2 separate regions of the Homo sapiens genome follow, and region 1 is linked to region 2. A link is an interaction called in ENCODE POLR2A ChIA-PET data of the cell type or tissue named here. Cell type or tissue: MCF 10A. All regions are shown on one strand.

The links. ChIA-PET counts read pairs that join two places held together with the same protein. Peaks named below come from ENCODE experiments on the same cell type or tissue, not always from the same donor. Only the 100,000 strongest peaks of a DNase experiment are listed, where the experiment ranks them.
Region 1: POLR2A ChIA-PET joins it to region 2 with 11 read pairs; 7 of 35 experiments call an interaction of 5 or more read pairs at or near these places.

Annotation. Positions count from the first base shown.
Region 1 is chr10:89,213,208-89,217,207 of GRCh38, reverse strand. LIPA (lipase A, lysosomal acid type) reads left to right here. Exons shown (of 10, transcript NM_000235.4): 9 at 1,199-1,270; 10 at 2,147-3,636. The coding sequence ends at 2,380. Among named protein-coding and RNA genes, the nearest start is that of CH25H, 7.9 kb to the right of the region's middle. In MCF 10A, CTCF peaks have their summits at 12 (motif pointing left) and 3,802 (motif pointing right); a DNase peak (open chromatin) is centred at 27.
Region 2 is chr10:88,988,544-88,992,543 of GRCh38, reverse strand. It overlaps FAS (Fas cell surface death receptor), which reads right to left and starts at 1,746. Exons shown (of 9, transcript NM_000043.6): 1 at 1,638-1,746. The coding sequence starts at 1,667. It overlaps FAS-AS1 (FAS antisense RNA 1), which reads left to right. Exons shown (of 1, transcript NR_028371.1): 1 at 1-1,122. It also overlaps a transcript of ACTA2 not described here. RefSeq lists enhancers at 811-890, 1,021-1,430, 1,571-2,081, 2,082-2,593 and a silencer at 3,001-3,050. In MCF 10A, no CTCF peak of the experiment used is centred here; DNase peaks (open chromatin) are centred at 743, 1,163, 1,873 and 2,363.

The DNA of each region.
Region 1 (4,000 bases), 220 kb before region 2:
TTTGACAAAGAATGTCTGAGCATTTCTTTTTACCAGGCGCCACCTTGTGGCCAAAACTTACCATTTCAAATTCATTTGGCTTGCCAATTTTGTGTTTAATTTTTGACATACATTTAATTTGAGAGTGTAGAGGAAATATGGATTTGCACTATTTTGAATTTTAAAAATAAGTGACATTTTGCTAATATTTTATATTATACTATTTTAAATATGAATAAATGTAAATTTCAATACAATTTCAATTTCATGGCTCTAGTATCCCTAACTAGTTAGAATTGTGCTGGCATGCAGTACTACTTGGTGATTATACTGATACCAGTACTCAAGAAAAAGTGTTTAATCAATACCATCATTAAAATTTGACTAATATAACTAGACAAGTAGAATGGGTAAATAGAAAATATACAGTCATCCCTCAAGTATCTTTGGGGACTGGCTGCAGACATCATCCCCAAACCAAAATTCACAGATACTCAAGTCCCTTATATAAAATGATGTAGTATTTGCATATAGCCTATGCATATCCTTTCATATGCTTTAAATCATCTCTAGATTACTTATGATGCTTAATACAATGTAAACGCTATGTAAGTAGGTGTTACACTGTTTTAAAATTTGTATTTTTTATTGTTTTATTATCTTTTATTGTTTTTTTCCAAATATTTTCCATCTGCAAAATATCACTTGGCTGAATCCACAGATACAAAACTGGATATGGAGGGCCAATTGTATATTATAATTATTTTATCTATATATATCCATCTCTCTCTCTCTCTCTCTATTATATATATATATATGTATATATATATGTAGCTACCTATCTGTCTACCTTTATTTCCCAAGTAAAATGACTAACTCTTTGAAAAAGCTTAGGATGCAAATTTCAGCAGAAAATGTCAGCATAAAGTTCCGCTAGCAGGAGCAACTGTTGATCTAGTATAATTGACAGCATATGTGCATAGCTGCTTTCTTGTGTCAGGTGGTAGCTGCTTAACAATCATACAATGAGAAATTGAGTCATTCAGTAAAGCAGGACAAAACCATGCCATCTCATTTAAAATAATGCCTTGGAAATGAAGAGTAAATCTGGATATTGGTATAAAGTTGATTTCCGAGGTTGTGGCTAGCTCCAGCAACCTATGATGTTATCTCTAACTTTGGTGTCAGATAACTCTTTTCCAAATTATCTTCTTTTTAGGCTGTTAAATTCCAAAAGTTTCAAGCCTTTGACTGGGGAAGCAGTGCCAAGAATTATTTTCATTACAACCAGGTAAAGTTTTTAGTCTTTTCATTAAAGGGGGCCCTGAAAACTCATCAAGAAAGCCAGCCTGGCCTATCAGGATTCTGGCCAGGCTCAGGTGCTGTGGGAAATGTTTGCAGGAGTTGACTAGTGTTTGTTTTCCATCAGTCCATTCAGAACAATCCAAGCTTTGTAGCTGGTGTTGTGGACTGGGCCTCCTCTCTTTGTCCTTTCCCCAGCTCTAAATAAGAATCATCACTGTTATGCATTACTCAGAGTAATCACGAACATAGCCTGTAGAGTCAGACAGTCCTATGTCTGTTATCTGGTAGCTATGGGGCCTTGGCCAGATTACATTGCTTAAGCCTCTTCCCTGCACTAATAAAATTAGCATTTTTGAGCATGCTAAATGCACTGAAGTGTGAGGCACTTTGCTCTGTTTTTTAAATTTAATTCCCAGAGCATCTCTGTGATGTAAACGTGATTATCTCTGACTTAAACATGAGGACAGTGAGGCTTAGAGAATTTCTGTGACTTGTCTTACACCCAAAGGGAAGAAGTAGGAGGGCATGACCCCAAACTCTTTCCAGCCACTATTGCCTTGAGTGTACTACCTATGGAGTACAACACCTTCCTTGCCGGGGATTAAACATTCATTTTGGTGCCCAGCCTACGGCAGCAGCTCCACAGCTAGTGGCGATTATAATTAGCATTCTCTCATTTGGGGTTAGATTTCTTTTTTTGTGCCGGTAATGGCAACTTGAAAAGATACTCAAAGAGATTTTAAAAATTTAGTCTGTTAGTCAAACTTACTAGACAATGTTTAATGGAGATTGCGCTTATTGTGATTTTGAAAATTAAAACAACAACAACAACGAGGCTTTCTCTGGTTCCTTTTCATTGTAGAGTTATCCTCCCACATACAATGTGAAGGACATGCTTGTGCCGACTGCAGTCTGGAGCGGGGGTCACGACTGGCTTGCAGATGTCTACGACGTCAATATCTTACTGACTCAGATCACCAACTTGGTGTTCCATGAGAGCATTCCGGAATGGGAGCATCTTGACTTCATTTGGGGCCTGGATGCCCCTTGGAGGCTTTATAATAAAATTATTAATCTAATGAGGAAATATCAGTGAAAGCTGGACTTGAGCTGTGTACCACCAAGTCAATGATTATGTCATGTGAAAATGTGTTTGCTTCATTTCTGTAAAACACTTGTTTTTCTTTCCCAGGTCTTTTGTTTTTTTATATCCAAGAAAATGATAACTTTGAAGATGCCCAGTTCACTCTAGTTTCAATTAGAAACATACTAGCTATTTTTTCTTTAATTAGGGCTGGAATAGGAAGCCAGTGTCTCAACCATAGTATTGTCTCTTTAAGTCTTTTAAATATCACTGATGTGTAAAAAGGTCATTATATCCATTCTGTTTTTAAAATTTAAAATATATTGACTTTTTGCCCTTCATAGGACAAAGTAATATATGTGTTGGAATTTTAAAATTGTGTTGTCATTGGTAAATCTGTCACTGACTTAAGCGAGGTATAAAAGTACGCAGTTTTCATGTCCTTGCCTTAAAGAGCTCTCTAGTCTAACGGTCTTGTAGTTAGAGATCTAAATGACATTTTATCATGTTTTCCTGCAGCAGGTGCATAGTCAAATCCAGAAATATCACAGCTGTGCCAGTAATAAGGATGCTAACAATTAATTTTATCAAACCTAACTGTGACAGCTGTGATTTGACACGTTTTAATTGCTCAGGTTAAATGAAATAGTTTTCCGGCGTCTTCAAAAACAAATTGCACTGATAAAACAAAAACAAAAGTATGTTTTAAATGCTTTGAAGACTGATACACTCAACCATCTATATTCATGAGCTCTCAATTTCATGGCAGGCCATAGTTCTACTTATCTGAGAAGCAAATCCCTGTGGAGACTATACCACTATTTTTTCTGAGATTAATGTACTCTTGGAGCCCGCTACTGTCGTTATTGATCACATCTGTGTGAAGCCAAAGCCCCGTGGTTGCCCATGAGAAGTGTCCTTGTTCATTTTCACCCAAATGAAGTGTGAACGTGATGTTTTCGGATGCAAACTCAGCTCAGGGATTCATTTTGTGTCTTAGTTTTATATGCATCCTTATTTTTAATACACCTGCTTCACGTCCCTATGTTGGGAAGTCCATATTTGTCTGCTTTTCTTGCAGCATCATTTCCTTACAATACTGTCCGGTGGACAAAATGACAATTGATATGTTTTTCTGATATAATTACTTTAGCTGCACTAACAGTACAATGCTTGTTAATGGTTAATATAGGCAGGGCGAATACTACTTTGTAACTTTTAAAGTCTTAAACTTTTCAATAAAATTGAGTGAGACTTATAGGCCCAAAGAATTGTGTGTATGTTTTTTCTCTTTTATTTAACAGTCATCCGGTTCTTCCCTTTCTCTCTTGGCAGTACTTGGAACTCTTCTCAAGGTTAATGTGTTTACTCCGGGAAATGAAGGGCTACCAAGTAACGAGTGATTTTTAAAAATCATTTTTTTGTATGCCACAAGAGGGCACTCTTGGCTTTGCTTGCAAATCTTCCCACGCTCTCTTCCCTCACTACTTTTTCTTTTCTTTTCTTTTCTTTTCTTTTCTTTTCTTTTCTTTTCTTTTCTTTTCTTTATTATTATTATACTTTAAGTTTTAGGGTACATGTGCACAATGTGCAGGTTAGTTACATATGTATACATGTGCCATGCTGGTGTGC
Region 2 (4,000 bases):
TGTGTATTCTTTCAGAAAAGCAAAGTTTTCTTCGGGCTTTAAACACGCAGCCTCTGGTAAAGGTGCTATTGGTACAAAAGTTCAACAAGCATAGCTCCAAGCTTTGACAATTTTCTTACACTTTACTAATACTGCTGTCCAAAAACTATGAGATTTTCAAAGCAGCCAACATTGCAGTGGTGCAATGGTTAATAACAAGAGAGAGAAGAGTGTGGCCTGAGGTTGTATAAATGTTTTCTCAATCTTGAATCATTAATTTTCTCCAAGGAAGTTTCTAAAGAATCCCAAATAGTGCACACTATTTCTGAAAGGAACAGGATTTTTTTTTCTAATCATAAAATGGACCCAGACATCTCAGCCTCTTGGTGTAATCTGGATATCAGATGCAATCAGCGAACAGCCTGAGTTTTGGAATTAGATCTGAGTTCAATCCCATATCTCCCATTTACTAGCTGTGTGATCTTGGCTGAATTACTGAAGCTCTCTGAACCTCATTTCGCCATCTGTAAAATGGGGATGTGGTTATCTTCCCCACTACATGGCTCTCGTGAGAATCCGCGGAGATCACATTTGTAAACACTTCTCTCGCTATGCCTGGCACTTTGTTGGGGCCCAATAAAATAAAAATCCATGGACTCTCAGAGGCTCCGGTACTCAAATGAGCCTCCTGGATCCACGTCTCTTTGATTAGCCATCTGCAAGCTGGCATTTCTGAGCGAGGGACTTTTCAAAACAGGCTGCTCAAGTTTCTTGGCCAATAATAGGCGCCGGGTTCTGTGCGGTGGGAACGAGTACCACCAACCCCAGCAGGAGACCAAGCAGAAATCACCATGGGAGTGCAAGCTAAGAAAGGGCAAAAGAAGAAAGAGAAGGGCAGAAAAACAAAACAAAATGAAACCACTCAGGCAGCGACTTACAGTCTTAAAGAGAGAATTCCCGGAAGGGAGACAAGGCAGTTTCTTTTTCTGTGTGACAATAAAAAACGGTAAACAAGCCTCCAGAAGCTCATTCAGCCCCCATATAACTTTTTCGAGAAAGAAAAGGTGCCGTTCTTCCGAGCCCTCCGGCTTAACCACTGCTTCGGTGCTGACTTATTTCCTACGTCTGAGAACTGCCAGAAAATGAGCAATATCTGTTCTGAAGGCTGCAGGCTCTCTCCCCGCCCCCGCGGGGCGGCGCGCACTCACCCACCCGCGCCGGAGCGGACCTTTGGCTTGGCTTGTCAGGGCTTGTCCAGGAGTTCCGCTCCTCTCTCCAACCGGGGTCCCCCTCCAGCGACCCTAAAGCTTCCCAGACTTCCGCTTCAATTCCTGTCCGCACCCCACGCCCACCTCAACGTGGAGCGCAGTGGTCTCCGAGGAGCGCCGGAGCTGCCCCGCCTGCCCAGCGGGGTCAGCACTTCGCATCAAGGCCCAAGAAAAGCAAGTCCTCCAGCGTTCTGAGCACCCGGGCCTGAGGGAAGGTCCTAACAGCCCCCGGGAGCCAGTCTCCAACGCCTCCCGCAGCAGCCCGCCGCTCCCAGGTGCCCGCGTGCGCCGCTGCCGCCGCAATCCCGCACGCGTCCCGCGCCCGCCCCACTTTGCCTATCCCCGGGACTAAGACGGGGTAAGCCTCCACCCGGGCAGGAGAGGGCTCACCAGAGGTAGGAGGGTCCAGATGCCCAGCATGGTTGTTGAGCAATCCTCCGAAGTGAAAGAGCTTCCCCAACTCCGTACTGAGCGGGTCCACCAACCCGCGGGAGAAGAGGCAGCTCCGCCTGGGCAGCCAGGGCTGGCCTCAGGGTGTGTTCCGTGCCAGTGCCCGCCCCTGAGGCTCCAGCCAAGTCACTCGTAAACCGCTTCCCTCACTCCCCAGAAGCGTCTTTGAACACCTGTGTGTCACTCTTGCGCGAGATCAGAGACGAGCTCACGAAAAGCCCCGGTGGTCAGGAGGATGGGAAGGAAGCCTCGCTGGGGAACGCCCGGGTTGGGGAGGGCTCCATTGATTCAGCAACTTGGCCTGCGCGCGGGTAGGGAGGGGGAGAAGTCAGGGTGAGGAAGGAGTCAGGGTTCGTTGCACAAATGGGCATTCCTGTCCCGGGGCGTTCCTGCAGTGGCTGGCATGCTCACTTCAGGTGAGGACCTCGAGAGCCGGCCTCCTGCCCTTTCTAAAGGCTTCTGCTGTAGTTCAACCTGGGAAGTTGGGGAGGTCTTGAAGGAGAATGGAGCTCAGAGCGCAGAGGTCCTGCCTGGGTACAGGAGCCTTGGCTAATTGCTGGAGTCACTCAGAGAAAGACTTGCGGGGCATTTGACTGGGCTGTCCATGTTGTGGCTGCAACATGAGAGGCTCACAGACGTTTCTGGAATGGACAGTTAACCATATGAAAAAGTACAGATGTTGCGCCATAGGGCTCTGAAAAGGGAGGGCCCCTTAGTTTTTATTTCTCAAGAGGAAAACAAAGCTAACAACTTAAGCCAAATCGCATAGCCCCAGCTATATTAAACATTCACAATTACTTCCTGTCCTTCGTTACTCATTATTTCCTGGCCAATTTTCTTTAAAAAAAAATCTTGTAATTCTTTCGTGCTCTGGTGAACACTGTTCAAAGTCACTATTGCTTTGGAACGGTAGATAGCTCTTAGGTAGTTTAGCATGAATTTTACAGAAGGTATGTTTGGATAATGACATCATTACTGAACCTGAATTTGGATGCAGTTCCAGACTGGACACACTAAAGGTTTCAGTATTCCTTTGGCATCGTCCACCAAGCTCTGCACCTCACTCTGCAACCTCTCTCCCTTCCCAATTAGATTCAACCCATTAATAACACATTAATAACCCTTTGCTTAGCCCACTGTTCATCCTTCAGGCTTCCTCTCAGTTGACATTTTCTTCTGGAGCCTGTTTGGGCCCTCAAATCTAGGTTAGGTTACCCTCCTGAGGGCTTTCCATCACCCTGTGTTTTGCATCTGTCACTGCACTTACCACCAGTCTTGTAGGTGTTGATAGGCTTGTCTCTGTTCCACCTTTCAGTAGACTGTTAGTGCCATGAGGAAGACCCTGGGCGTGCCAGCCTTGTGCACACACTCTGAGCATCTAATAGACACAAAAAGAAGTGGGATAAGGAGGATGGTATATGGGCATTCTCTGTATTATCTCTGCAAATTTTTTGAAATCCTAAAACTATTCCAAAATGAAAAGTTCATTTAAATAAAAAAATGTAAAAAGAAGGAAGGAAAAGGGGTGTGAGGGAAGGAAAGGAGAGGTAAGGGAAGAAGGAATGGAAGGAGGGAAGAGAGAAAAAAAGGGGAAAGGACAATTGACAAAATCAGTATCTCTTGAGTGTGAATTATAAGCCAGCAACTCACATATGTGGATCTTCCTTACTTAATACTTATCATTATAGCCCAGTGAGATGAGTGATTATTAAACTTACTTTACAAATAAAAAAATGTAGCCAAAAAAGCTTAAGCAACATTGGCAAAGATGGTTAGTTAATAAATAGCAGAGTCAGGAATTAAACTTAGATATTCTTGCTCCCAAGGTCCTGCTCTTTCTATGCCATACCCCCTTCCCCTACCCTCTGCCCACGTACGTCTAATTATCCTCAAGTTCAAGGAGATAGGAATATGTGCTTTGTGGGGAGACATATGTTTCATGGTCAAATAATCTTAGAAAATTCTGGGTTACTTTAATTTGAAAACTTTCTGAATCCAAAACTTCTCAGGGCCCTTAGTATGCTAATGTCAAAGGGTTGGGTAATTATATATACTGTTCCCCAAACTTCTTTGCCTTTGGAATCCTTTGAAGAATCTATTGAATGAACACCTAATGAATGCTGGTGTTCTGGGGAAAACAGTTTGGGCATCTCTAAAGGTTATTTTTATTTTACCAGCATATTCCTGAGAGTCCTCAGGCCTTCAAGGGCAAAGAAATAAAATTTTAATAATAGAATTTCAGGCACTCCAACAGATGTTGGAGATATTTTGGACAACCATCCTTATTCAAACCATACCATATA